Regions from separate parts of the Homo sapiens genome. Here region 2 is linked to region 1. A link is an interaction called in ENCODE POLR2A ChIA-PET data of the cell type or tissue named here. Cell type or tissue: PC-9. All regions are shown on one strand. Links, peaks and the distances in the headings refer to the core of each region. The heading gives the core; the rest is flanking DNA. Region 1 overlaps HEBP1 (heme binding protein 1). Region 2 holds the start of APOLD1 (apolipoprotein L domain containing 1).

Region 1 (15,370 bases), core at 2,336-10,335:
ATTCGTGGACACATGGGAAGCATAAAGGGCTGAGGAATACCTGATTTCTACCCCACACTCCCTTTGAATGCCAGAGAGCAGGGAGCATTTGCTAGAGCTGGGCTTCCATCCTCCTTGTTGTTCCTGGATGGTAGTCCTTTGAGCAGAGCACACATCTATTCTCTTGTCATCCTGGTCCTGTTTCCAGGACTTCATGTGGGGTCATTTTCCCTTGACTGTAGAGAATAGCAGGTGCAAATGGTTACTAGTTTCTATCCCTTGTGCTCCAAACTGCCCTCAGAAACCAAGTCTTCTAGATCATTGATGACTCCTCACATTTGTTAAAACACTCCCATGTGACAGGCACCAAACCAGGCTCAGGGAAAGACCAGGATCTTCACCAGAAGTAATCATAGGTGGTTTGGCTCCGCTCAGGAGCAACCTCATGAAAAATTCACATACATATAATATTGCACTGGACTGAGTATTGGTCCACTTCAGGGACCTCCAAACTTGGCTGCCCTGCTGCAACCCTGAACCTGATGGTGGGACCATTTTCCCCGGAGCTGTGTCAATGTTCTGAGAATGTGAGTTTCACCGCTGTGTGTAGTCCTAGGCCAGGTGACTGCAGGGCCCTCCAGAGGACAGTGAATGTAATGCAGCTGGGAGCTAGCACCGGAGCCTCAGCTCCTGTGCTTGTCCTGCAGTCCTCATTCAGACTTCCCAGCTTCCCTTCAGAGGGTGTGGAGAAAGCAAATTAACTTAACAATATCTTTTCCTAGGGTGGAGATGCACCTTGGGTGCAGCATTTAAGGAAGCACTCACTCTCACAGCTGTCCAAGTGCAGGATGGGGACTGAGAGTGAGCGCCTCCTTAAATCTTGTGCCCTGGGTTAGATGTCTGCTTGTCTTTTCCATTCTATTTCCTGTGTTTGGGAAGCAGCAGGTATAATAAAATGAACTTGTATTTTATTTGAATTCCAGCTCTACTGCTTACTAGCAGAATGATGCTTGGGAAGTTAGCCACTTTAAGACTTAGCTTTTGCATTTGTTAAGTGCTGATAATATAACCTCCTATATATGATGTGTGTGTGTGTGCATGTAATGTAACCTTATAGGATTATTGTTAAATATCTTTCAGTATTTACTAAGATACTATTTATGTATTACCTAATGTTTATGACCTGAAGCAGGTTTTGGCAATTACCCCTTCTGTCTGTTCATTCTTATTTCATAAGGAATGAGATAGACATGATTGAATCAGTTCACATTAAGACTTCAAGCAGATGGGGCTAGTTTCTGATCATTTGTTTTACCAGACCCTGAGTAATGAGTGGATATAATTTTTTTTTCTTTTGTCTTTAACTTTTTAGTATGGGAATTTTCAAACTTATAGAAAGGTAGAAGCATATAAGATCATGAAATCATATGTGCCCATCCCCTACCTACAGCAACGATCAGCTCAAGGCCAATTCTGTGTCATGTGTATCTTCACAGCATTCACCCAGCCCTACCCTGGATTATTTTTAGGCAAATTCCAGACATTATATTATTTCATTCATAAATATTTCAGGTAATTACTGAAGATTTTTTTAAAATATAATCACAATACCTTTTTTCTGAAATTTCAATAGTACTTCATTAATTTATAATATAAAATATTCAATGCTCAGATTTCCCCCATTACTTTTTTTTTTTTTCCAACGGAGTCTCTCTCTGTTGCCCAGGCTGGAGTGCAGTGGTGCGATCTTGGCTCACTGCAACCTCTGCTGCCTGGGTTCAAGCAATTCTCCTGCCTCAGCCTCCCAAGTAGCTGGGAGTACAGGAACCTGCCACTGTGCCTAATATTTGTAGTTTTTTAGTAGAGACAGGGTTTCACCATCTTGGCCAGGCTGGTCTTGAACTCCTGACCTTGTGATCCACCTGCCTCGGCCTCCCAAAGTGCTGGGATTACAGGCGTGAGCCACCACGCCTGGCCATCATTTGTTTTAATATTTTGTTAGAATCTGGATCCAAGTCAGATTTTGTAGTACTTTCTTTTTGTTGTTGTTGTTAAGAGACAAGGCCTTGCTCTGTTGCCCAGGCTGCAGTGCAGTGGTGTGATCATAGCTCACTGCAGCCTCAAACTCCTGGGCTCAGGTAATCCTCCCACCTCAGCCTCTCAAGTAGCTGGTACTACAGTTGCACACAACCACACCTGGCTGATGGTACATTTTTAAGCTTTTATTAATCTGTGAATTTCTTTACCAACACAACTTTACATTCTTCCTTTCCATCTGTGGATCATTTGTCTTCTTATTATCTGTACTGGATTTTGCTGATTATATTTCCGTGACATTTTACCACATCCCTCTGAGCCCCGTATTGCCTGTAAATTAGTAGTTGAAACTAAAGACTAGATCAGATTCAAGTTTTTGAAGTTTTGGTGAGAATATTTCCTACGTGGTGGTGTTTACTTCCTTCAGGGGCCCACAGTGTCTGATTGTCCCTGATTGAGTGATGTTGGTGACCATAGTTCATCATTGCCTAGATGTCTTGTTCCATTAGAGGCCATAAAACGATAATGTTCTCTGTTTCTCCTTCTTCTTTTATTACCTGCAATATTTCAGTAAAGAGAAACTTCCCCTCGTTTACTATTTGGCTTCCTTTATTTCATATAGAAAAAGCCAGATACATGCTTACTTGATACCTTCTCTTTATTTACCAGTTTTCAGAATGATAATTTCATTCTGTAACATCCTCAAGGTAAAGTGGTCTGCATCTTCGTTTTTTGAGTGTAATTATAAACATATGAATTTAAACATATTTGATACGTTTCAGTTTGTTACAGATATTATTCTTATTGATGCTCTAATTGCCCCACTGTTGGCCAGCGGGAGCCTCTTCAAGTTGGTTTGTTGGTCCTTTTGACACAGCTCCAGTAGTCGTTGATGGCTCCCTGGCTTGCTGGTATAATGAGATGTTTTGAGCACATCTTAGCATTTCTTGCCCTAGAGCTAGAATTAGCCATTTCTCTAAGGAACGCTGGTTTCTTATGGTGGGAAGGGGTATACGGGTACTATCAAAGGCAGGTCGGTGACCATTTCCTTTTAATTCTCTGAAATCTAAACAGCTGAAAGTGCCAAATGTGGTGTCTAGCCTGGCTCCATGGAATTTTTAACACGGAGTTCTCACACAGCATATGATCATTCCTCAACTCGCCACTTGATGTCACTGCATAGTCAAATGAGCATTCAAAATTACCCTGCAGTGGTTTGTGTTATTTCTGATTCTGTTGAAAGCAATGTTAATGAGATGGTAGAAGGCAAATGTACTACTTCAAATGCAAAAGTACTCTATCAAATAATGCAGTGAGTGCATTCAATGACAAAATTAATTCTAAAATGAAAGCCTGGCGTCCTTCATTCAGTCTTCCTTCTTTATGACCTTGTGAAGAGATGTTTACAAAGGGATTATACATTTATTAGCATCGTTAATTACCGGTGCTTTTAGATGAATAGAATGCTGTGAAAAAAAATAGCACTATCAGAATATGTTTAGTATTCACAAGAGGCAATAGAATTATCCTCACACTTAGACCAGCAGCAACATTCCAGACTACTGTCCTTTCTCTATGCACTTAAGTTAGAGTTTGGCCTTTTCAGCTCATTTCAGCACCAGGTTCTCAATAGGGACCAACAGCAGGAGAAGTTTGATGGTCTTAATGAAACTTTCACGGTTTAAATGAAATGTCTAGATATAAAGGAAAAAGTTGGAAACCAGGAGTTTATTTTCAGGGTAACCTATGCTCCAACCCAGTTCATCATTCAGTGGCCATAGGACCTTTGGTATATTGCCAGCCTCACTGTACCTCAGTTTCCTCATCTGTAAGATGGGCATGAGTACCTAGCTTTTATGGTGTTGTGAGGATAAAATATGATAATACCTGTAAATACCTACTCAATCCTAGACATGAGGTAGACACTCAGTAAATGTTAGCCTATTCTCCTCCTCCTAACTTCACCTCCCTTTGAGAATTTGATCAAGTTTTATTAGAATTAACAATAAAAAAGTCAAAGTTACTGCAGATACACTTGGGTTAGAACCTCAGCTCCAATAATTATGAATTTTGTAACTTGCAGCAAGTTGTTTAATCTTTCTGAGCCTCAGTTTTCTCATCTATAAAATAAGATTTCTAAGGCATGATTGCAAAGGCCGGTTTCATTGTGCATTTGAAAGAACTTTGTCAGCTGTCAGCACCTAGGTTGCTGATGTCATTTTTCCCTCTAAATGACCAGGCCCCAATGGAGGCCATTGGCAGCTTGGGAAGTTCCGCCTAGAGAAAGAGAAGTTTGGAAGAAAGAGCTCAACTGCTAAACTCTTAGGGGGTTCCCACATTACCACTTAGGAGATTTACAGACCAGTGTTTGCCCATGTTCCTAGATAATTCAACCCTGTTTGTAACCACAGGAAGTTGGGACCAAGGGTTTTCAGTCTTAGCACCCTGCTTTGCCCCCTCACTTTGATTAAAAGGGGCCTTGTCCAGCCGTTCTATTGAAAATAGCACCCTGTCCTTTTCTGTCCTCTTATCCAGCTTTATTTTGCTTTGCTTCACTTATAATCAATTGCATTATATATCTCTATCTGCTCATTTATTTATTGCCCTCTCCCCACTAGAATGCAAGCTTCCCAAGGGCAGGGCCTTTGGCTAGAATATAACAAGTGTTCAATAAGAAGCTGTTGAATTGGCCATCACAGTGGCTGACATCTGTAATTCTAGTACTTTGGGAGGCCAAGGCAGGTGGATCACCTGAGCTTAGGAGTTCGAGACCAGCCTGGGCAACATAATGAGACCCCGTCTCTAAATAAAAAACAAAAACAAGTTGGTGAATGGATACATGAACAAAAGAGCTTCATCCTTGCCTCTCCTGTGCTTCTCTCTCTCTGCTCTGTCCCATAAAGATCTTGGTCCCCATCATAGCTTCAGCTGTCACCAGTGTGTTGGTAACTTTCCAGCCTAACCTCTGTCTGTCTCCCCTGAATGTCTTGCCATCCCATCAGACTCAGCATGGAGCCTGAGACAATGTGATTTACCCACTCGTTCATTCCTTCATTCAAAAGATAGTGGATTTCTTGTTCACTTACTCTGTACCAGGAACTATTTTAGGTGTCTAACAGTAAAATGGACGTCATGAGGTAATGTCCTTGCCCCTGGAAGAATTCAAGTGCCATCTGGATAGATGGGTGACACTTATGCCATGTGACATTTGCACTAGGTGGGAAGTTTGGTTTGATTTGACAAACATTTATTAAATATCTCTAATATTTAAGCCACCTCATGTCCAAAAGCCTTGCCAATGATAAGATTCTGTGTCTCAGCCTAATTAATCACCATTTTCTCTCCCCCTGATAGCTGTCAGTTATCCCGTAAGTCTTTTATAAACTCCCACCAGGCAAGGGCTTCAGGCTGTTTCTCTGTAGATGATGCCCGGGTCAACACGTCTCATGCTGCCTTCTCTCCTAAGCACCAGCCTTATATTTCCAGCTCCCAGGAGGCATCACCACCTCAAGTATCTCCCAAATCAGCATGTCCAAAACACAACGCAGATTTCCACGCAAAATCAGATCCCTTTCTGTGTTCTCTGTCTTAGTGATGGTCCCCTCCCTCCTCCTACCCACCCTGTTCCAATGTCATTCTGACTCCTTCACTTCTGCATCTAATTATTGGCTCATCCTGGTCAGCTCCCAGCTGTCCCTTCCTTCCCTTCCATCTACACAGGTCTTCATCATCTCTTGCACAAATGATTGCCATGGTATTGGCTTCCAGCTCTCCCATTTCTGACCCTTCTAAAGTGTCCTTTTATCACCACCTGCCTAAGGCACAGGACTGATCACATCGCCTGTCTTTGCTCAGAAACTGAGCCTCCCCAGAGGCTGCTCAGCTCTGGTTGGGGGCCTCAGGCCCATCCAACCAGATGTTGGGGTTTGAACAAAAGCCCAGTTAGTAATGAGATGCTTCATTTCCACTAGGAGAGGGTGGATCAACTTTGGGTGCCAAATGTTTGACCAGGCAGTAAAGCCTAGTAAAAATGCCCTGTGATGGCACTGACCACCCTCCACACATAGCACCACTCCCATGTCAACCTGATCTCAGAGCGTCCCACCCACCACCACCCAACATGCCTCCCACCCCAGACACAACATCCACTTCCAGACCTTTGCTCATATGTCCCCAGCTCCTCTCAACCCTCCACAGCCTCTGTTTGTTGGAAGCTCTGTGAGGACAGAAGGTTGTCATACTATTCATTGCCAGCATCAAGAAGAGATATTGTATTTCCAAACAAGGTCACATACACAAAAAAAGTAGAGATGCTCAATAAATGCTTAATATCACCTCTTTCTTAATACCTTCCCTTCATGTTCTAAGTCAGAACCCATCATTCGCTATTCCTCACCCCCAGAACATTCTGGATGTACCTTCCACCTTCATTCCAGCATTTCCTTCCAGCCAGCATAATCTTTGCATGTGTTTCTCTCCTGACCACACTTAGAGCTCTCGAGGGTAGAAAGACATCTTTATCATCCTTACAGCTCTTATGGTGTCTGGCTTGCATTTTGTGCTCAGTGATGTTCAACTCAATAAGCACAGGTCCAGCCTGGTTGAATGAAACGCTTATTGTGTGAAGCCTCTCTTCCTGTTGCAGTGAGGCTGTCAGTTCCTGGTCTGATACTTCTTTTGCCTAGCACAGGGCTGCATGCATAGCAGACCGTACACCAGTGTGTGCTGATCCATTGATGTTAAAGTTTCGAAGTTGAATGGTCAAGCTCAGAGTCATTCTTCCTCCCTGCATGCCTGCACCAGACACTCCCTAAAAAATAACACATTATGATTTTTTGCTTCCTTGGACGAAAGCCCCACTTCCCTCCACTAGCCTTCACTATTGCTTGTGTCATCTTTCCCCTTTCTAACTCTTCCAGACCTTTTGAGTCAGCTCCTGTTGTGTTTCTGGAATCAGGGGTGTGTGTATGTTTGAGATTCCTCAGTTCCCATGGTAACCAAATTCTTTATTCAGAATACTGAGCTCTGACATTGGGTGAGATAAAACACTGCCCTGGAGGAGAGCTTCTTTCAAGATGAGGCGTTTATAGATAAAGACGTATTCACAGGCTTACAAAGATAATGTATAGACTTCACGTTTCTTTCTTTTAGGGGCTCAAAGCACTTTATGAGCATTTCTTAACTCACCTTCAAGTGCGCGCAGGAATTCGGAGAGCAGTGGGCCCACTGTTATTGTGCTCCATGTCCAGATTGGAAGCTGAGGCACGAACCAATGAGGCAAAGTGTCTGTGAACACAAGCAGAGTCAGCCAGAGCTAGGCTCCCTTCATACACCAGGGGATTCCGGGTAGGGTTCAGTTTCTGGCTTGTTTGTGCAGTTCTGTGATGGGAGTCAGTGTGGTTGGTTAAATTAGCAGAGAGGAGAACTCATGTATCTGTTCCCATAGCCCACCCAGTTTGTTTGTTTTCCAGTAAAAGGATTCTACGATGAAGCAATAGGGAAAATTTTATCTGCATTACCAGCATTTCAGTCTGCCTGGGAATAAATGTAAAGAATTGGGGGTTTTCCCGGAGTGAATTTTAGGACTCCCTGAGTGATGACATTCTCCATCTCACTCTCTGCTGGGTTTCCTTCTGCTTCTCAGCCCCTTCTCACTGTCCTTTGACCGGTCCTCTTTCTTCACCCACCATTTAGATATTAGGATTCTAAGGAGCAAGCTTCTGGCCTGCTGTTTGCACAACATCTCTACCACATGTCACTTCTTACCATGATTATAGCCAGTACCTACCCACTGGGCACTCCCAAGTTTCTGTCACTAGATCCTTCTCCTTCCCAAATTGGTATCTCTGACTCCAGTTCTGTCCCAAGTCTAAGGAGATTTTTACATGGTCAGACACACATTTAGATAATAATTGTTGCATGAATGTATTTCACAGAGGGCCCTTAATATTCATATGCCCCCCAAACTAAATCATGAACACCCCTACAGCTGCCCCTCCTGCCTAATGTTACTCTTCAGCCTTTAATCCCTATTCTGGTTAGCGGCATCTTCTTCTACCCAGAGGCTTAACTGGAAGCCCTGGAGAATCCTCTCTTCCTTCCTCTCTCTTACCTCCCTCCACATACAGGTACCTCTCAAATCTGCCTTTCTCCCACCTTCATCATCTCACACTTGGCTGTTCCTGGGCTCCGGTGGCCCCACATCTCTCAACCCCTTGCCATTTCCCCTGTCCCTCCACTGCCAGCAGAGGGATCCTTCCAAAGCACAATTGGATCGTGCCAGTCCTCTACTTTAAAACCCTTTCCAGGCCGGGCGTGGTGGCTCACACCTGTAATCCCAGCACTTTAGGAGGCTGAGGCGGGTGGATCACCTGAGGTCAGGAGTTTGAGACCAGCCTGGCCAATACGGCAAAACCCCATCTGTACTAAAAATACAAAAATTAGCTGGGCGTGTGCCTGTAGTCCCAGCTACTCGGGAAGCTAAGGCAGGAGAATCACTTGAACCTGGGAGGCAGAGGTTGCAATGAGCCGAGATTGCGCCACTGCACTTCAGCCTGGGTAATAGAGTGAGACTCTGTCTCAAAAAAAAAAAAAAAAAAAAAAAAAAAAACCCTTTCGTAGGTCTACCTGTGCATATAGGATGAGGTTCAAACTCTTTAGCATGGCATTCAAGGCCTTCGCATCTGGCTGCAGTGGATCCACTTCTCCTGTTTCAGTTCCCACCACTGTCCCCTCAGATGTTTATTATGTGAATGAGTGAGTGAAACTTATGTAACCACTTCACTCACTAGGTCCTAAGTGCTGTCATCTTTAGCTCTGTCAGGCTGAAGACATCACTTTCATTGTTTAGCCCAGAATTGTTCATTTAACCAAGGGGTCCAACATATTCAGGCACTGTGTTAGGTGCTCAGTGTACATCAGTGACCAAAAAATAACAAAAATCCTGCCATTGTGCAGCCTATATTCTATCAGAGGACACAAACCATAAACAATAAACTTAATGAGTAAATTATATAGTATGTTAAAAGGTGATAAGTGCTGTTAAAAAAGAAAGAAAGAAAAAGTAAAACATAGGAAGAAGATTGGGATGGGGTTAAAGAATGGGGTTTACAAGGTAACAAAGCATTTTAAGAATAGGCCTAATTGAGAAAGTGAGAATTGTTCATTGAGCCAGTTCATAATATTACTATGGTTTTTTTTAGTTGTATTTTGTGTTTTTGTTTTGGAGACAGGATCTCACTATGTTGTCCAGGCTGGAATGCAGTGGCTATTCACAGATGTGATCATAGCACAGTGCAGCCTCAACTCCTGGCCTTGATCAGTCCTCCTGCCTCAGCCTCCCAAGTAGCTGGGACCACAGGCATGCACCACAACACTCAGCTACATGGTATTTCGTTAGATTACCATCATGTCCCTCACCCTGGAGTCAGGGAATTAAAAGGCTCTTCTGAGCAAACTGCCAAGTAACAATAATAGCTACTGTTTGTTGTGAGCTTACTACGTGACAGGCTCTGCGCTGAGCAGTTTGCATAGTCTTTTCTCCTTTAATCTTTACAGTAGCCTTCGAAGATTGATGTTATCACTATCCCTATTTTACCAGTGAAAAACCTGAAGATTTGAGAAATTTTAGAATTAGCTTAAGACCTAGAAAGGGCAGCACTAGGATTTGAGCACACACTAGCCATTTTGCCTCTAACTGATGAAGGAAGACATTTGAGGAGCACTCCTTTGGAGCTTTCCAAAATCAGTATTTAAAGAGCCAACATTGTCCCTTTTCCTAGAGAACAGTTCAGTGTCACAGCACAAGTAGGGGGTGCAGAGAGCACTCAACACCTGCTTCCACCTCCAGCACTTGATTCATTTCAGACAAATGGTTCTCCAACTAAAGACATGGTTCATAAAAAACTCCAGTGTCTTACAGGCTCTTATTGCCTGAAAAAAGTCTTTCCTGGATGTTCATTGTCTGTCTACTAACCCAGTTTCCTCTCATTTGAACCTCAATGAAGCTAGAGCCCAACTTTCTTCATCTCCCTTATAATCTCTTCAATATATTTGAAGAATCAAGCCTCTGCTATTCAAAATTGGTCTCAGTTTCATCCATGTTCTGTAGCTGTTGTCTAGACATTGGAACAACCAATCCATTACAGAAAACATCCTGGGTGTTCACATCAGTGATGCTGCAATCCACATGCTGAATGCTTGTCCAGCATGACTAACCACTTGTAAAAGAGCAAAGCATGATTCAGAGGACTCCACCAAAAATAATGCATTATTTGGCCTAATCTTGGCCTGGTGCAAATTCAGACTTTTGAGTCATACAGCTCATTAGAAATCGGGATGTACTTGACTCTAATAAAAATTTTAGTGCAACCCAGATTTAGAGTGGTATATTTAGGCTAGGCTACAAGACAAATTTTGGAACAGAAGCACATGACGTAAGGGAGAGAATAATAATCTTGAAAAGAAAGGCTTTATTGCTTCTCTGTCCCCAATTTCTGCCATCAAAAGAAATACCAGATTTAGGAACAGTCTCTTTCCTTACTAGAAAAAGAAGGCTTTCATGATTTGAGCAGAAGAAAGGATTTATGAGAAGTGATTTCTTTATTTGGGGCATGTTTAAAGCTTGTGTGGGGCCCTCCCAAGTCTTCCTTGGGTCTTTGCCTTTGTTAGCTCTGAGATTTTTACTTTTTTAGTTTTGGTTTTTGGTTTGTTTTTTTTTTTTTTTTTTTTTTGACACAGGGTCTTGTGTTGCCCAGGCTAGCCTAGCTCTGTTTTTAAATGAAGCTGCTACAAGTCACTGCTGTGATGAACTCAGTCACTAGAGCTGCTCTGCTGTGGAAGGGGCATTAGCCACCATACTCACTGCAGCTCTGCCCGAAGTCCCCTGTAGACTTCCTCCTTCCAGAGGTGGTGACAGAGCAGCAGAAAAGAGGTACAGCCGGGCAGTAGAGGGAGCCAGAGAAAAGGGTGAAGGCTTGGCCTTTGGGAAAGCAAACCTGCTGTCCCCTTGGGTATTTCAGGAAAGAAAGGGAGGCTCACGTTTATACTCAGCTACTGTTTCAGGCCCCGCATTAGAGTTTTTCACGTCCATTACTGCTTTTAACACTCAAAACTCTAGAGGAAAAAGAAAATATATCTCCTTTTTCAGATGAGGAAACTGAGGCTCAGAGAGGTAAAATCAACCCATCTAGGAAGTGGTGACTCAGTCCCCAGTCTTACCACTCTAGCATGCTTGTCATAATAAACATGGTGAGTGACTTTTTTCTAAAGATCCCCCCTCTCTCAGAGGTCATGTCCTTTCGTAACCAGCCCTTGCTCTTGAACCCCCAGGCAGTTTGGTGGTTATGCCAAGGAAGCAGACTACGTAGCACAAGCCACCCGTCTGCGTGCTGCCCTGGAGGGCACAGCCACCTACCGGGGGGACATCTACTTCTGCACGGGTTATGACCCTCCCATGAAGCCCTACGGACGGCGCAATGAGATCTGGCTGTTGAAGACATGAGTGACCCACTGAACCAAGAACTTACTGGAAGTGTGCCTCTGTGTCTCCTTCCTCGGGGGTAAGGAGGGGACAGTGCTTCCCAAGTTCCAGCTGCAAGTCCAACTTAACCAACTTTCCTTCAAAGTCAGTTACTGCCAATTTTCTGAAAAAAGCATGTTCCATATACTAAGTCTCTTTTCTCACAGTAGGAAATAATACAGCCAAGATATGCAGCATCCTTCTCATTGATGTAGAAAATTCTGCGATAGACCAGAAAAATCCTGGCAGCTTTTCTCCAGGCATCTGGGTCACTAAAAACTGATTTTCTAAAATTATTGGATTTGTATTTTGTTATTAAGGGGGAAAATGTGATTTGTGCCTGATCTTTCATCTGTGATTCTTATAAGAGCTTTGTCTTCAGAAAAACTAAAAATAAAAGGCATTGACTTAAACAGCTGAGACAAATCATAAGTGTAATTATTTCCAAGGTTCTACAGTCCTGAAGGTAATATAGGTATGAGTACTATTGATGGTGTTTACCATTGCAGGAACCCTATATTTAGAGCTCCCAAGTCCTTCCGAATATAAACGCAAAGATACCAGGACACACACCATCCCTAAACTAGACATTTCCCATGACTGTTATGTAGCACTCTGTGATTATAAGTTGAGGATTTTGTTTGCAGCTGTGGTCTGCGAAGGGTTCCAGGAGTCACAAGAGCAGACCAAGAAGAAAAATCATTGCACTATGGTGCACAGACTACCCTGGAGACAGGAGATTTTCCAGGAGGATTGGTTTAGGGGGATGAGATGAGAAGCAGCTGGGGTCCAGTTTCATTAACTGAAGAGGATAGGAAGGAAAGAAAAGGTGCAGTTTGGCCTGCAGAGAAGGACACAGATGCAAGGCTGTGAGCAGGAAGCCGGATGGCAGCTGAGCTGGAGCAGAGCCCGTGAGTGAGCAGGGGAGGATGAAGCTCTCAGTGGGCCCCAGGGCATGTAGGAGGTACTCTGATCCTCATAGTGCATCAGGGCCCCACGCTCTCAGCAGCCCTCCCTACGACAGCTGGACAGGTTTTCAGGGAGAAACCCACCTTAGCACCCACCCACACCCCATTTGCTGTTTCTATAGGAAACAGAAAAATGAGCTTTAATCCTCACCATGAAGAGTTCTTACTGGACATAAAGTGGGGTTTCCTAAGGAGAGGAACAAGAGCTATATGTCATCATCTTTCCTGGAGTCCTTTCAGCAGTCTTCTGAGGGATGGGCCATGACCATTTCTGAAGATCCAGGGTGAAAACCGTCAGCCACCCAGCCTTGACTATCAGACACCATGCCAAGCACTTTGCATGCACTGCCCCACTTATTCCATGGGCAACTCTGTGAGAAAGGTACTGCTGTTCCCACACACAGGTGAGGAAGCTGAGGATTCCACAGGCTCCCACACTTGAGAAGCCTTGGAGCCAAGACAAAAGTGCAGCCACACAGGCCTTATTACATGTCAAGGAGTTTAAGTTTTGTTTTAAGAAAACTGAAAAGTGCATGGGCAGCTTTGAGCAGGAACGTGATACTGTCATGTTTTAGAAAGAAAGTTCTGTCTACAGTATGGAAAATAAACTGAAAAAAGGATATGACTGGAGACAGAGAGACCAGTCACAAGACTAAGAGAAAGATGATGGAGGTCAAAACTAGATCATGGCAGTGGGGATGGAGAGAAGTAGACAGTTTGGAGCAAGAGAAGAGGTTAACAGGACTTGGTGGCTGACTGGTGAATGAGATAAGGAAAAGGTTTGAAGAGGAGCAGAGCATTGCTCCAAACTATGCCACTGTGGCAAATTGGTTATTTTGAGCTGAAGGCAATGGAGAAATGGCAGATACAGGAAGTGCTGTCTGCCCTCCCCTTTTCTACCTAAAAGCAGTATGTAAATTTCCCCTGAGAAAGGTGCTCTCATTCTACTAGGAAGAGGAGAACATGCTTATCACCAGGGATGGGGAGTCAATGCCAAGATGAGTCTGTACAAACCTTATTAAAATTGCCCTTCTCTTCCATCAGTTTCCCCGATATGTTTCCTAGTCACTTTCCCATCCCCCTTCCAGCCCAAACCCCTTTTTCCTTTGTCATGTCTCCACAATGTATTGTTCTTTGTTAAAATGGTATATAATTCTCAAATCTAACTGCTTTAGAGTTTTCACTTTTTTCTGTGAAGTCCTCCATGCCACATAGAAATATTAACATCAGATAAAAATCTATATTTTTTCCTATTAATATTTTTTCCCTGTTAATCTGTCCGCAAAGGTTATTTAGGCCTGCAGAGCATCCAAGTGAGGCTATCTAGTGGACAGTTGAAAGTGTGGGTCTGATGCTACAAATAGAAGCCTAACGTGGAGATGTGTTTGGACATCACAAATATCTAGATGGAGTAGGTGAATTATGAACTCTCCCAAGGAAAGGCCAGGAGTAAGAAGAGAAGAAAATCTAGGTAAGGACTCAGGAACCCTAATATTTACAGACAAGCAGAAGAAAAGAGCCGACAAATATTGTTTAAAAGTGGCTAGTTATATAGGAGAAATGCCAGAGAATAAAAAAGGAAGAAGGTAATCAGTGTGTATCAAACCACTACATCAGTAAGTGCTACTGACCCAAGTCCTAAATCATCTTGAAGCCATCTCTGCTGGTACCATCTTAGGATGTATCACCATCATTCTTGCCTGAAGTCCTGCAACAGCCTTCTAATTGGTCTCCACATTTCTGCTCCTGCCCCCTTGGACACATTTTCTACACAACTTCCAAATGGATCTTTGCTTTAAAATTCTTATTTTGCACTTAGACTAAAATTCAAACTCCATTTTATGACCTGCAAGGCGTTGTGTGATTTGGCCCCTTCTGACTACTTCTTTCTTTCCAATCTCTCCCTTAATACCCTTCTGCCACAGTGGACTTTGAACACACACAGCCCTTTTTTGCCCTAGAGCCCTTGCACTAGCTGTTTTGTCTGCCTAAAACCCTTTTCACTTCCTTTTCAAATGGCCAGGTTTTCTCATCCTACAGATCCTAACTACCTCCTCTTCAAAGAGGCCTTCAATGGCCCCTCTAGCTAAAATAGAGTCAGCCTCCCCTATAGTTCTCCATCATACCATTATATTTTTGCTTTTTTCATAATACAAACCACTGTATAATTATTTTCCTTTTTCTCTCAGATCCCCAGGTAGCCATGGTCTTGGGGAAAACTGTGTCCTCCGGAGTGATCAGAGCCCAGTGCTGGACATCATGGAATGTAATTTTTTAACTTATTCATTTCCTCTTTTTTTTTTTTTTTTTTTTTTTTGTCTCTCACACAAGACTGTAAGTTTGATAAGGAGGAGCCCCATACCTGCTTTGTTCTCCATTGTATGCCCAGCACCTAGCTCAGGGATCTATCATTTAAGAATGCATGAAACTGTAACAGAAAACCAACAGTAGCTTAAGCCAAGAAGGTTTTCTTTTCCCACATAGCAAGAAATCCAGAGACAGGTTCAGTACTCAATGCTGATGTCTCTGCACTTGCCTTTCTCTCTCCCTCAGGGCTGCAAGATGGCTGATGCAGCTCCTGCCATCTCATCCATGTTTAAGGCAGGAAATTAGGGAGATGAGGACAGGCTGTATCAGTTGCATCTGTCCCATTTTATGAAGAAACAGAAGCTTTCCCAAAAGTTTCCCCATCAGAGTTCTACTTTTATCTCATGGGCCAAAACTAACATACAGGGCCATCCATAGCTGCAAGAGAGAGTGTGTGTTGGGTTTTGTAGCCTCTATAGTGAGGAGCAGCAAGGAAGAAGAATATTTAGAATGGCTCTGAGGTAGCTGATCAACAGTGTCTTTTGCAAGGAGACTATGT
Region 2 (15,370 bases), core at 2,834-10,833, 200 kb after region 1:
ACGAGGGAGCGCCTGCGCAGGCGCTCCAGGCGCCGGGCCACCTCGCGCAGGCGCAGCACCTGGCCGTGCAGCCGGCCTCGGCGGTCCAGCAGCAGTCCCTGGAAGCGCCGCAGCGCGTCGGGCCCATGCGGCTCCCGGGCCGCCGGCCTCTCCATTCCCTGCGGGGACATAGACACGCGGTCAGCCTGGAGTCTCCGTGCCAGCCGCCGCTCCCGCCCTGCTGCCCGGACGCCAGCGGGAACTTGGCACGAGTTCAGCGGAGCAGCCACTGCCACGCTAGGGGAACGGGTCTGTTTCCAGTGGATCATGAGACGAGTTCTCAAAGACCTGTTCTGGAATCCGGGGGGAGCCACACAAGTTCTCAGGACCTTATCTCTGCATATGGAAATAGGAATAATGCTATCTTCTGCTTCTCTCCCAGGGAACGTTAACGATGGGCTTCATCAGCTATGTGTTAAATAAGATTTAAACTGGGAGGGGCGTGGTATTAGAAGGCTTCTCCAGTACTGAGGCCTTTGCTCTACTTAAGATAACACTTTGTAAGTGGTGGGTTGTACAGTTTACAAAGCCCTTTCATCATGTGAAAATTGGATCCTAGGAGTTTTGCAACACACTTTTCTCTCTCTCTAATGAATGAAAAAGACTTCACCAAAACCTCAAAAATCGTATTTTCTACCAAGCAGAAGAAACATCTAAGTTAGATGCTTGCCTGAAGCAACTCTTCTGCTTGTGATTCTTCCAGGCTCTTTTCTTAGAATCAAGCCTAAAATGAGATTTGCACTGTTTATTCTAACTAGGGCTCCTTGGATCTTCAGAAACATCAGTCTTTGCTGGGTGCTTGATTTAAACTAAGTCACATTAAATTAATACCATTATGTCTCTTTGTTATGAAAGTTTTCTTTTAAAAATGAGTAATGGTTGAATAAAATAAAGTGGCCAAAATTTTTGTTCAACAACTTCTACCACGTTGAAGCCAACTGAAGATGACTGACAAAGATACGAACAAGTTGTACATCTTGGGGGAAAAGTATATTCATCCTAGTTGCAGATTCCCACCTTCATGTCCACTGTACTCTTCATTATTAGGAACTTCTTAAAAGTGGCAAATGAGCCATAGAAATAGAGCATTTCAAAACTGAGCTATCAGGGCAGAAATCATTCTCATCTGGAAGAATTGCCTGCATCAGACATCAGATTCTAGAAGCAGCTGATTCTTCACAGAGCCCAGTCTAGAATCCTCATCTCCTTATTCACAGGACTTAATTTTACTTCCATGCTTCCATAATCCAACCCACCAGGGATAATTTTCCAGGTGAAAAGAGAAAATGAGAAAAAGTCATCCCGAATATATGCCTCAGGGTTCCCCACTTACCATTCACTTCTGTCTGCCTCCAGGAAAGTAAAATCTGAGGCTGTTTCTGGATGAGTGTGCTTTATAGTTCCAGAGAACCAATGGCTGCCCTGGGAAAGCCTTGTCTCATTCTGAGAATTTGCCATTTCCTGTCATGACCCCTGCTGCCTTCATCTAGAAGGACGTGACATGGTGGAAAATGACCTGCCAGCACAGCACATCCCGTATTTAGGAAACGAACATTGTGTGTTCGCTTTCCCCTGAACGCAGGAAGAGAACCACAGGCTCTTCCCTAACTTGAAACAAGTGTGTTGTCATTCTCCCAGTGGGATACCCTGCCTTTCCTGAGAATAGCTAATGACGCGATAGAGAAGGCCTTCAAACGCACCCCAGGCTGACCAATTATAGTGTTTCTTGAGGCCACCATTACAAAATCATATTTTAAAAGAAAAGGGAGGGGGTGGAAAACCCTCATATCTGACATAGCCGCTCATACTCCACTGCTGTATTTTTAAAAGCGTTGTGAATCTGTGAGTGGCTGGAGCCTGGGATCATTTGGCATGCAGCGGGTACCCTGCAGTCCTAAGAATGCAAGGCCACACCCACAGGAAGTGCTGCGTGCAGTTTTGGGCATCTCCAGCTGTGGAGAAGACATTGGCGGTCTCAGAAAGGGCACACTCCAGGTCACATGCATCAGAAAAATCAGTGGGGTCAGGCTGCATGAGGAGCTAATTGTACACTTTCAACCACAATAGGGCATTGGCTTCCCAGGTTTTCATTTGAAGTAGCAATTGTAGCCCATGTGATAGGGAAATGAGTGGATTCTGTCTACAGGGTCATGAGGCATGGGCTGAAGGGCAATTATTTTGATAATTCAGCACAGAAAAGTGAATGTAGCTTCTGTGGACTTGCTGCAGACCAGACCAGATGGAACATAGATATCTCTGGGGCATTCAGAGGTGGTTGGAGCTCAGCCTAGGAATTCAGTCCTACTACATGTCCCCAAATCCATCCATCGTCCTTCTAACCCTCTCCTCCAGATAAGGAGGGCCAAATTCGTTTCTCACTTGAATAAGGATTATCTCAACTCTCTGGCTTACCTGGAAAGCCTTAACAGCCGTATCATTCTGGAACATGATTAAATCCCCCACCTTTATGACTATACTTTGTATTTATCAACACAGTATAACAACAGTAGCAACAGAAAGGACAACCATAGTCCTTTCAAACTTGATTATTCTAGATTTGGTCCACTTCCAAATATTCTTGTTACAGCTCCTCAAAGGATAGCTGTAACCTCAATCTAGATGCCTCCAGTGTGTCCTTTTGAGGTTAGAAGTGGAAGAATATCCTCCTCTATCTCCATAGACATGGTCACTCCAAATGGGATGTGGGCCAGCGCGAATTGGGGAGGTAGACAAGAGGGAACATACCACTGATTCTTCAGCTGACACATGTTCCTCTAACTTCCCTGGACATCATCCTGTGTGTTTTGGGTTTAGAGGAACACAATTAAATCTTTATTTTATAGATGAGGAATATTGCTGGGATACAGGGTCTTCCTCAGAGCATCAATATCATAGTACAGAGGTGGGATGAAGAACCAGAAGGTAGAGGAAAATAGACAGCGTGTATACTGACCTCAGCCCATATCTTGGAATTTGTTTTTCTCTGTGTTGAAAGCCCATTTTCTTTGTATTTGCCTCTTTATGGAGGCAAAAAAAATTGAGTTAATTGACAGTTTGGGCTAAAGTTTTACTGCCCATAAAAACCTGGTACTTTGGCCAGTCATGGTGGCCCATGCCTATAATCCCAGCACTTTGGGAGGCAGAGGAGGGAGGGTCGCTTGAAGTCAGGAGTTCGAGACCAGCCTGGTTGACATAATGAGACCCCATCTTTACAAAAAATTTAAAAATTGGCCGGGCATAGTGACTCACACCTGTAGTCCTAGCTATTCAGGACGCTGAGGCAGGAGGATCACTTGCACCCAGGAGGTCAAGGCTGCAGTGAGCTATAATGGTACCACTGCAACACAGCCTGGATGATAGAGACCTTGTCTCAAAAAAAAAGCAAAAAAAAAAAAAACAAAAAAAAACCAACTGGGGCCGGGTGCAGTGGCTCACCCCTGTAATCCCAGCACTTTGGGAGGCTAAGGCTGGTGGATCACCTGAGGTCAGGAGTTCGAGACCAGCCTGACCAACATGGTAAGACCCCGTCTCTACTAAAAATACAAAAAAAACAGCTGTGTGTGGTGGCGTGCTCCTGTAGTCCCAGCTACTCAGGAGACTGAGGCAGGAGGATCACTTGAACCTGGGAGGCAGCAGTTGCAGTGAGCCGAGATCACACCGCTGCACTCCAGCCTGGGTAACGGAGTAAAACTCTGTCTCCAAAAACAAACAAACAAACAAACAAAAAACCCAACTGGTACTTCACCTTGTTTATAAGAACTGACACTTGAACTTAGCGATTCAATTCAGCATTTGTTTACTTTTATTTATTTATTTATTTTTGAGACGGCGTCTCAGTCTGTCGCCCAGGCTAGAGTACAGTGGCATGATCTCAGCTCACTGCAATCTCCGCCTCCCAGATTCAAGCAATTCTCCTGCCTCAGCCTCCCGAGAAGCTGGGATTACAGGCGTGCACCACTACACCTGGCTAATTTTTGTATTTTTAGTAGAGACGGGGTTTCGCCATGTTGGACAGGCTGGTCTCGAACTCCTGACCCCGGGTGATCCACCTGCCCCAGCCTCCCAAAGTGCTGGGATTACAGGCATGAGCCACCATGCCCAGCCAGCATTTGTTTAATTTCATATAGTAAAGACACAATAACAAATTTTAGGAACAAATGAAGGCATTTTGTTCAAAAGTTCTGTGTGGTCAGTTTCCACAAAAAAAAATCTGTGGACCACATCCTCAGACTTCTCTTTTAAATTGTTTGTTGGGCACTTCCAACACATCACCCTAGAGAGACTACACTGAAAATGGTAGTTGGCCTTCAAACTAGCCTTCAGATCTGTTCAACTCTTTTTTTGTTTTGTTTTGTTTTGTTGAGGCAGGGTCTCACTCTGTCACTCAAGTGGGAGTGCAATGGCACCATCACGCCTCACCGCAGCCTTGACCTCCTGAGATCAAGCAATCCTCCTGCCTTATTTTTTGACTTTTTGTAGAGACAAGTTGTCACTGTGTTAAACTCTTGATGCAGCTGAACCGCGGCATTAGCTGTACTAGTTTGAATTCTGAGTCCTCGAACCATGAGGAAATTCAGTGTAGGAAGGACGAGAAAGAGCTTTTTAAGCATAGGAATCTTCAGGCCCCAGCCCTGGAGAGTCTAATTCAAGAGGTCTGGAGTGGGATCTGGGAGAATACAGGTGATTCCTACCTGCAGCCAGGTTTGTGAACCACTGCTCTAGGAACTGGTAGTGTTTGTTTGTTTGTTTGTTTGTTTGTTTGTTTGTTTGAGACGGAGTCTTGCTCTGTTGCCCAGGCTGGAGTGCAGTGGTGCGATCTCGGCTCACTGCAGCCTCCGCCTTCCAGGTTCAAACGATTCTCCTGCCTCAGCCTCCCAAGTAGCTGGGATTACAGGCACGCACCACCATGCCCAGCTAATTTTTGTATCTTTAGTATAGATGGGGTTTCACATTGTTGGCCAAACTGGTCTCAAACTCCTGACCTCAGGTGATCTGCCCACCTCGGCCTCCCAAAGTGCTAGGATTACAGGCGTGAGCCACCATGGCCAGCCAGAACTGGTAGTTTTCTGACCACCAGTTACATGGCAGCAGAAACAGTAAGTCTAGCGGAAAGGACTATGTTAGGAGGTGTTTATACAGTTATCAACAACCCATTTGCTTTAGGCCCCTACTTAAAACTATTACATTTTAAAGATAAAGTATGCCGGGCGCGGTGGCTCACGCCTGTAATCCCAGCACTTTGGGAGGCCGAGGCAGGCAGATCATGAGGTCAGGAGGTCGAGACCATTCTGGCTAACATGGTGAAACCCCGTCTCTACCAAAAATACAAAAAATTAGCCGGGCATGGTGGCAGGCGCCTGTAGTCCCAGCTATTCGGGAGGCTGAGGCAGGAGAATGGCGTGAACTCGGGAGGTGGAGCTTGCAGTGAGCAGAGATCATGCCACTGCACTCCAGCCTGGGCGACAGAGCGAGACTCCGTCTCAAAAAAAAAAAAAAAAAAAGATAAAGTGATAATTACGCTCAAGGCCTTTCAGAGGACTGGGCCACCTCCATTTTTTGAGACTCTCAGTTATTTTATTTTTTATTTTTTTGAGACGGAGTTTCGCTCTTGTTGCCTAGGCAATGACGCGATCTCAGCCTACTGCAACCTCCGCCTCCCAGGTTCAAGCAATTCTCCTGTCTCAGCCTCCCAAGTAGCTGGGATTACAAGTGCCTGCCACCACCCCTGGCTAATTTTTTGTATTTTTAGTAGAGACGGGGTTTCATCATGTTGGCCAGGCTGGTCTTGAACTCCTGACCTCAGGTGATCCACACGCCTCGGCCTCCCAAAGTGCTGGAATTATAGGTGTGAGCCACAGTGCCTAGCCTCTCAGTTGATTTTTAAAAATGAAGAAATTCTATAATGGAATATAAAAAATTGTGGCTTATTTCTTTTAATTGCAATGTAATATATCTTATGTCAGTATTTTGCTATTCACAATATAGTCACAGGATTTATAAAATATTAATTCATAGTGCACCAAGTGGAAAAGTGGCACAAGTTTAAAGTTATGTGATGATGACTTTTTCCTTTTAATACTTAACTGTATATCTCAGTGACTAAATATAGGACCTCTTTTGGAGACATCAAAAATATAAAATTCAGGCCGGGCATGGTGACCCTGCAATCCCAGCACTTTGGGAGGCTGAGGTGGAAGAATCACTTGAGCCCAGGAATACAATACCAGCCTGGGCAACATGGCAAAACCCCATCTCTACAAAAACTACAAAAATTAGCTGTGTGTGGTGGCCTGTGCCTGCAGTCCCAGCTACTGGGAAGGTGGAGGTGGGAGGATCGCTTGAGCCCCGGAGGCAGAGGTTGCAGTGAGCCAAGATTGCTCCACTGCACTCCAGCCTGGGTGGCAGAGCCAGACTCTGTATCAAAATAAATAAATAAATAAAATTGAAATAAAAAATAAAATTGAGACAACTTGTAAATGTGAGGTTTAGTCCAAAGGTCTTGCAGACTTTCCTTTGTCATCTGTTCTAATATGTACATTCACCAAAATAAAAATAAATTCGGCCAGGCACAGTGGCTTATGCCTGTAATCCCAGCACTTCGGGAGGCTGAGGCAGGCGCCTCGGTGGTGTGTGCCTGTAGTCCCAGCTACTTGGTACTTGGGAGGCTAAGCTGGGAGGATGGTTTGAGCCTGGGAGGTGAGGCTGCAGTGAGCCGAGATCACACCACTGCACTCCAGCCTGGGCAATAGAGCCAGACATTGTCTCAAAAAAAAAAAAAGCAAATTAAAATAATAACACATATTCACCTGAGGATTTTTGCCCATGATTTCTTTGAATTTCCCCAGAATGTAAGTGCTCTAGAACATAGTCAAGCTCTCATAGTTGCTTGTTGAATTTAACTAAAGAAAAATGCTTTGTTCACTTAAAGAAATATCATTATTTTATAACAATTTTATAAGAATTTAACATAAAATTTTCTCTTGGACTATACAGCTTGGTATAACTTAGAATACTTATTCTGCAGAAGACCTCTAGGATATCTATATTGCATGGAATCTCAAGTATTATTGTCAAAAATTCATGGAACTGCACAGGAAAATAAAGACTCAACAAGTACTGCACTCCAGCCATTTTCATTCCTCCAAATTAGCCTCCAATCTTTGTTAATGTACACACACATCCTTAATCACTAGTGTTTAAACACTAGCCTGTGTTCTTTTTTCTACTTAACGTTCCTGCAGATAGATACACACTTGTCTATGTTGACATAGTCCTCACCTCTGTCATTTTTTAATAGCTATGTAATAATCCCATTGTTTGCTTAGTCATTTCCCTGTTAGACACTTGGATTGCTTCCAGGTTTTTCACTGTTATAACTAGAGTTGCCAGGACATCTGTGTACATTTTTTTTCCTTTGGATTATTTCTTTGAGGAGTATTCACAAACGGGAAAATACCAAGTCAAGGAGAATGACCATCTTCATCGTTTTTGTTATATAGTGCTATATTGCTTTCCAGAAGAACCCATTTATAATGCCACCAGCTTTTGTAAGAATAGAGGCAGAAGGCTTTCAGAATTTGCTTATATTAATGTTTAATTTGTTCGATTTCAGCTCCACTAATGTGTATTGAACACCTACTGTGTGCCAGACATCAGGCTAGAGTCTGGGGACCAAAAGCTAAATAAGATATAGTCCCTGCCCTCCAGGAGACGGCAAATCTATTGGAAGAGAAAAAGACAGAATATATCATTTAAATTTAAGGTGGGGAAGTGCCGGGGTGTGTGCTGGTACCAAGAAAGCACAGGGCAAATACATGCCCAGGAAGTACTAGGGAAGACTTTCTGGGAGCACTGATATTGAGCTGAATCTTGAGAGTCAAACAGAAGTTATTTGGACAAAAATTAGGAGAGAGAGGAGGGCAGTCTGGACAAAGGAACAGAATGGACAAAGGAATGGAGGAGTGTCCAGGGTGTTTAGTGTTGCTGAACATAAAGTGGGAAGCAGGGAAGGCCAAAGGATGAGGCTTAAGGGGTAGGTAGAAGACAAGTCATGACAGCTTTCCAGTGCCATGTGGGAAAGAGGGAGCCATTGAAGGCTTTCATCTGTGGCCTTACAAGGTTAATTTGACATTGTTGTGTGACAGTTGTGTGAAGGATGGTTCTCAGAGGTACACAACTAAAGCCAGGAGACAGTTAGAAGGTTATTGAAGTAGTTGACAGAGATTATCTCAGATTTGGCTAATGTTGGTAGGATGCAATGGAGTGGATAAAGTACAGAATATGTTTTGGAAGCAAAATTGACTAATCATTCCTAAGGCTGCTCAGACAGGGTAGCCATCACATCCACTGGCATTCTATTGGCCAATCAAGTTGTGGCCAACCCAACATTAAAGGGGTAGGAGCTAGGCACACTGGCTGGCTCCTGTAATCCCAGCACTTTGGGGGGCCGAGGCAGGAGGATTGCTTGAGCCCAGGAGTTTGAGATCAGCCTGGGCAACACAGTGAGAACCCATCTCTATAAAAAAAAAAAGAAATTAAAAATTAGCCACACGAGGAGGTGTGCACCTGTAGTTTCAGCTACTTGGGAGGCTGAGGTGGGAGGAGTGCTTGAGCCTAGGAGGGCGAGGCTGCAGTGAGCCATGGTCACACCATTGCACTCCAGCCTGGGCAACAGACTGAGACCCTGTCTCAAAAATGTAAAATAAAATAAGCAAAAAGATAGAGAGGTATATGCCTCCCACAGGGAGAAGCAAGCAGAAGAAATGTAAACCATCAGATCATTGTCAGGATGCTTTCCTGGCCAAGTACAGTGGCTCACACCTGTAATCCCAGCACTTTGGGAGTCCAAGGCTGGCGGACTGCTTGAGCTCAGTTTAAGACCAGCCTGGGGAACATGGCAAAACCTTGTCTCCACAAAAAAATAAAAAATAAAAAAAATAGCCAGGTGTGGTTGTGCACCCCTGTGGTCCCAGCTATTCAGGAGCCTGAGGTGGGAGGATCGCTTCAGCCCCAGGAGGCAGAGGTTGCAGTGAGCCGAGACTGCACCACTGCATTCCAGCCTGGGTGATAGAGTGAGACCCTGTCTCAAAAAACAACAACAACAAAAAAAAAAAAAAAAAAAAAAAAAAAAAAAAAAAACACCTTTCCTTGTAGAGAAGATATTTCCAGGTGAACTGTGACACCATCATCCACCTCCTATACCCTCTTCCTCTTCAGTTTGTTCTTTGGAATTGCCGTCTCCATCTGGATACACAGGTTGAGACGTTGAATTTCCCTAATGCAAAAATCTGAAATCTGAAATGCTGCAGTGAGCATTTCCTTTGAGCGTCACACTGGTGCTCAGTAAGTTTTGGATTTTAGAGTGATGCTCAAAGGAAATGCTCACTGGAACATTTCGGATTTCAGATTTTTTAATTAGGGATGCTCAATTGGTAAACATATAATGCAAATATTCTAAAATCCTGCCAAAATTGAAATCCAAATCACTTCTAGTCCCAAACCTTTTGGTTAAGGAATACTCAACTTGTAGTAAAAATCTCGCTCTGGCTAATATAAGCGAATTATTGCTATGAGACTGAGGGAACACATACTTGAACATGGGAAAGGACCATGGAGTTCTAAAGAACCAAGAAACTGAAAGGACATCAGTCGTTTTGTAATTGGAACAGCCTGTGTGATGAAACTGACCAACCACTCTTTCCTTTTGTCCTTGTATCAGTTTAAGAATCAAAGTTCCAGGAGTGACCACTGGGTTGGCTGAGCTTAGGTCAAGTGCCCATCTACTGTCTGCACTGGGCAGGGAGAAGAGGGGTGAATGGCCTTCAGCTTTCAAGTGGGAGATGGTAAAAGAACTTGACCTTCCCACCCACATTACATATATACTCAGGGAGAAGTTTCACACTAGGAAATTACAATGGGATTGCTATGTCAGGGAAAGGGAAACTGATGGTTAGATAAAACTAAAAAGAAAATATCCACAATAAACATTTTAGCCTAATTTGACCCACCTGGAGTTTATTATATACAGTGCATAGCGGGTGCTAATTCTTCTTCAGATGAATATAATTTTGATCATTTTTTATTTAAAAAATACACTTTTCTATAGATGTGTTATTGCTGGCTAGTCTTATATTGATTTGTTACCATTGTTAATATCTACTTCTAGGAAATCTATTCCACTAAACAGTTTACCTGTTTTTAATTCAATATAATATGATTTTGAATGTTACTGCTTCATAATCCGATTTTTTATTTTTAAAGGGAGACTCAACCTTCATTGCTTTTTGCTGAGGGAAAAAGGCATGTATCTTTGCTAATCTTACTTGCTTTTCTTTTGGACATATCTGATGCTGGGAACTCTTTAACTGTCCCAGGCTTCCTAATGTGTGCAGTTTAAAGTTTGCTCCGCTTCCTCCTCCACAGGTGTGCGCACCTGCACAGAACACCTGGGATCCTGTGGGTGAAACCTACACTATATCATTAATATAGAATCGTTTGCCCCATGGGCCCTATTACGAAATATCTAGTTTACCACATGCCTTTTCTTCTGGTGCCAGAAAGACTGCAGCTGAGTCCACATCCCTCCAGTAGCCATAAAGATTCTCTTATCTTCCAGGATACTGGGAAACAATTACCTTTGTCTGGCCCTTTCTCAGGCTTAGTCATTATCTTCCGAGTTCTCAGACATCTACAACAGTATTGCAGCCTGGATTATAACACCTGCTTGTTTTGTATCTACAGAGGCATCATAAATCTTAAGCTTTCCCTTAGCTTTTAGACTATTTGAATGGTTTAATTTGTAATATGCCTGTTATAGGTGAGAGAATGTTGGATACTTGTTTTCTTTTCTAACTTTGTTTAAAGTCTATTTTTAGTAGAATTCAGTCGGTTCACATTAAGCAATATGATGAAGCAAGGGGTGTATCTTCTAACACCCTGAAAGTTGGTCATTATTATTCTCCTTATTTGCTTTTATTAATTTAGTTTTGTTTGTTTGTTGTGTTTTTTTTTTTTTTTTTTTTTTTGAGACTGGGTCTCACCCTGTCACCCAAGCTGGAGTGCAGTGGCATGATCATAGCTCACTGTAACTTTGAACTCCTAGGCTCAAGCAATCCTCTCACCTCAGCCTCCTGGGTAGCTGGGACTGCAGGTGCACACCCCCACACCCAGCTAATTAAAGAAAGAAAATTTTGTAGTAATGAAGTCTCACTATGTTGCCTAAGCTGGTCATGAACTCCTGGTCTCAAGCAATCCTCTCGCCTTGGTCTCCAAAAGTGCTGGGATTACAGGCATAAGCCATTGTACCCAATCGTTTTTTAAAAAATGTAGTTTCTATGGTGAGTTTTCAACTCTATTTGCTCTTGAATTAGGTAAGAAAATGATTTTATGTAATCTATTTTCCTCTCCAAACTTGCTTTGTTAGACTATTTTTTAGAGCAGTTTTAGATTTGCAACAAAATTGAGTGGAACATACAGAGACACCCCGTGCTCCCTGCCCTCACACATGCATAACTTCTCCCATTATTGCCAGTGCCCACAGAGCAGTACCTATGTTACAATTCATGAACCTACATTGGCCCAAAGTCTGCAGTTTACATTAGGGTTCCTTATTGGTATTGTACGCTCTGTGGGTTTGAAAAATGTTTAATGACATGTATCCACCATTACTGTCTCATACAGAGTAGTTTACCTGCCCTGGAAATCCTCTGCACCTCGCCTGTTCATCCCTCCCTCCCTCCTAACCCCTGGCAACCACTGATCTTTGATCACTGTCTTCATAGTTTTATCTTTTCCAGAATGTCATTAGTTGGAATCACAGCATGTAGCCTTTTCAGATTGGCTTCTTTCATTTACAGACATGCACTTAAATTTCCTCCACATCTTTTCGTGACTTGATAGCTCATCTCTCTTTGGCACTGAATAATGTCCCATTGTCTGGATATGCCACCATTTATTCACTCAGCTACTGAAGAACATCTTGGTTGCTTCTGATGTTTGGCAATCACAAATAAAGCTGTGGTAAGCATCTGTGTGTAGCTTTTTGTGTGGACATAAGTTTTCAATTCCTTTGGGTAAATACCAAGGCACATGACTGCTGGATCTTATGACGAGAGTATGTTTAGTTTTGTAAGAAACTGCCAAACTGTCTTCCAAACTCATCATACCATTTCAAATTCCCACCAGAAATGAAGGAGAGTTTCTGCTGCTCCACATCCTCATCAGGGAATTTAGTATCGTCAGTTCTAGATTTTGGCCATTCTAATCAATATGTAATGGTACCTCATTGCTGTTGTGATTTGCATTCCCTGATGACATATGATTTGGGACGTCTTTTCATATATTTATTTACCACCAATATCTTCTTTGGTGAGGTGCCTGTTAAGGTCATTGGCCCATTTTTTGTTCAGGTTCCTTGTTTTCTTTCTTTTCTTTTCTTTACTTTTCTTTTCTTTCTTTTTTTTTTTTTTTTTTTTTTTTTTTTGGAGTTAGAGTCTCGCTGTGTCACCCAGGCCAGAGTGCAGCAGTGTGATCTTAGCTCACTGCAACCTCTGCCTTCTGGGTTCAAGCCATTCTCCTGCCTCAGCCTCCCGAGTAGCTGGGATTACAAGCACACACCACCATACCCAGATAATTTTTGTAGTTTTTGGTAGAGACGGGGTTTCACCATGTTGGCCAGGCTGGTCTCAAACTCCTGACCCAAAGTGATTCACCCTCTTCGGCCTCCCAAAGTGCTAGGATTACAGGTATGAGCCACCACACCCGTCCAGGTTCTTTTTCTTCTTATTGTTGAGTTTTAAGAGTTCTTTGTATATTTTGGATAACAGTCCTTTATCAAATATGTCTTTTGCAAATATTTTCTTCCAGTCTGTGGCTTGCCTTTTCATTCAATTCACAGTGTCTTTTGCAGAGTAACATTTTTTAATTTTAATAAAGTCCAGTTTACCAATTCTTTCTTTCATGGATTGTGCCTTTGATGTTGTATCTGAAAAGTAATCACCAAGTCCAGGGTCATCTAGATTTTTTTCCTGTTATCTTCTAGGAATTTTATAGTTTTATGTTTTACTCTTAGGTCTGTGACCCATTTTAGGTTGATTTTTGTGAAGAGTGTAAGATCTGTGTCTAGACTCATTTTTTTCTGCATGTGGATGTCAGGTTTCCAGCACCATTTGTTGAAAGACTATCTTTGCGCCATTGTCTTGCTTTTGCTCCTTTGTCAAAGGTCAATTGTCTATATTTATGTGGGTTCACTTTGGGGCTCTCCATTCTATTCTATCGGTCTGTTTTTCTAGTCTTTCACCAATACCACACTGTCTTGATTATTGTAGCTTTATAGGAAGTATTAAGTCGGGAAGAGGTTCATTGATTTTATTAATCATTTCAAAGAACCAGATTTTGATTTCCTATTTTTAATTTCATTGATTTCTCCTCTGATTTTTATAATCTTTTCTCCTACTTTTCATTTATTTATTTAACAGACACGGTCTGTCACCTAGGCTGGAGTACAGTGATGCAATCATAGCTCACTGTAACCTCAAACTCTTGGGTTCAAGTGATTCTCCCACTTCAGCCTCCTAGGTAGCTGGACTACAGGCATACACCATCATGCCTGGTTAATTTTTTAATTTATTTGTAGAGACTAAGTCTCACTATGTTGCCCACCCTGGTTCTTGAACTCCTGGCCTCAAGCAATCTTCCCACTTCACCCTCCCAAAGTGCTGGGATTACAGGTGTGAGACACCATAACTGGCCACTTCTACTTAGTTTAGACTTAATTTGTTCTTCTTTTTCTAGATTCCTAAGGTGGAAGCTTAGATTATTGATTTTTAGATCTTTCTTCTTTTCAAATATACGCATTCAATGCTACAAAAATTTCCCTGTAAGCACTGCTTTTACTGCATCCCACAAATTTGGTAAGTTGTGTTTTTCATATAATTTTTTTTTCTTTTTTAGAGACAGGATATCACTCTGATGCTCAGGCTGGAGTGCAGTGGTGCGATCATAACTTACTATAACCTCGAACTCCTGGGCTCAAGTGATCCTCCCACCTCAGCCTCTCGAGTAGCACTACAGGAGTGCACCACCATGCCTGGCTTTCATTTTCATTTAGTTTAAAATATTTTAATTTTCTCTTGAGAAGAATAAACAAATAAAATTGTATTGTTCAATCTCCAAGTATATTGGGATTTTCCAACTACCTTTCTGTTATTAATATCTAGTTTAATTTCATTGTGGTCTGAGAGTAGACATTACATTATTTTCATTCTTTTAAATGTTGTTAAGTTGTATTTTATAGCCCAGAATGTGGTCTATGTGGGTAAATGTTTTATATGACTTTGAGAAGAACATGTAACCTGCTACTGTTTAATAAAGTCATCTATAGATGTCAATTACATCCAGTTGATTGATGGTGGTGTTGAGTTCAACTATGCCCTACTGATTTTCTGCCTACTGGATCTGTCCGTTCCTGAGAGAGGGATGTTGAAGTCTCCAGTTATAATAGTGGATTCATTTATTTATCCTTCCAGTTCTGTCAGTTTTTGCTTCACAAATTTTGACACTCCGTTGTTAGGTGCATACACTGGGTAAAGGATTGTTATGTCTTCTTGGAGAATTGACCCCTTTATCACTATGTAATGTCCCTCTTTCTTCCCACTTTCCTTGCTCTGAAGTCTGTTCTGTCTGACATAAGCATAGCTAATTCTGCTTTCTTTTGATTAGTGTTGTCAGGGTGTATCTTTCTCTACCCGTTTATATGTGTCTTTATATTTAAAGTGGGTTTCTTATATACAACATATAGTTGGGTCTTGTTTTTTGATCCAGTCTGACAATCTCTTTCTTTTAACTGGTGAATTTAGACCACTGACATTCAAAGTGATTGTTAATACGGTTTGGTTAACATCTACTATATTTTTTATTGTTTTCTATTTGTTGTTCTTGTTCTTTGTTCTTATTTTTATCTTTCACTCTTTTTCTCTTTTGCCTTTTGTTGTTACAATTGAGCGTTTCATATAAATTATTTTTTTCTCATTTTTTAGCATATCAGTTATGCTTCTTTTTTTTCTAACCTTTTTAAATGATTGCCCCAGAGTTTGCAATATACATTTACAATGAATCTGAGTCACTTTTGAATATGCCATACCACTTCACAGTTAGTGTGAGTACCTTATAATAAAGAAATAATCCTAATTTCTCTCTCACATCTTTTGTATCATTGTGGTCATTTGTTTCACTTATACATAAATATACATAGCTATATATATGCAATATATAATCTAGAACATTATTGCTATTATTATTTTGAACAAACTGTTATCTGTTAGGAAGTGCCCAA

Evidence for each region. Peaks named below come from ENCODE experiments on the same cell type or tissue, not always from the same donor. Only the 100,000 strongest peaks of a DNase experiment are listed, where the experiment ranks them.
Region 2: POLR2A ChIA-PET joins it to region 1 with 10 read pairs; 7 of 35 experiments call an interaction of 5 or more read pairs at or near these places.

Annotation. Positions count from the first base shown.
Region 1 is chr12:12,971,456-12,986,825 of GRCh38, reverse strand. It overlaps HEBP1 (heme binding protein 1), which reads left to right. Exons shown (of 4, transcript NM_015987.5): 4 at 11,347-11,956. The coding sequence ends at 11,518. It overlaps GPRC5D-AS1 (GPRC5D and HEBP1 antisense RNA 1), which reads right to left. Exons shown (of 3, transcript NR_149067.1): 2 at 7,204-7,302. LOC124903100 (small nucleolar RNA SNORD88) reads right to left here and starts at 14,773; the gene lies at 14,683-14,773. In PC-9, for the core only: CTCF peaks have their summits at 2,969 and 3,168 (motif pointing right); DNase peaks (open chromatin) are centred at 6,885 and 10,255; H3K27ac peaks cover 1,796 bases.
Region 2 is chr12:12,771,697-12,787,066 of GRCh38, reverse strand. APOLD1 (apolipoprotein L domain containing 1) reads right to left here and starts at 1,408. Exons shown (of 2, transcript NM_030817.3): 1 at 1,373-1,408; 2 at 1-158. The coding sequence starts at 1,375. It also overlaps the pseudogene STX8P1. RefSeq lists a silencer at 22-121. In PC-9, for the core only: no CTCF peak of the experiment used is centred there; DNase peaks (open chromatin) are centred at 7,336 and 10,586; H3K27ac peaks cover 1,482 bases.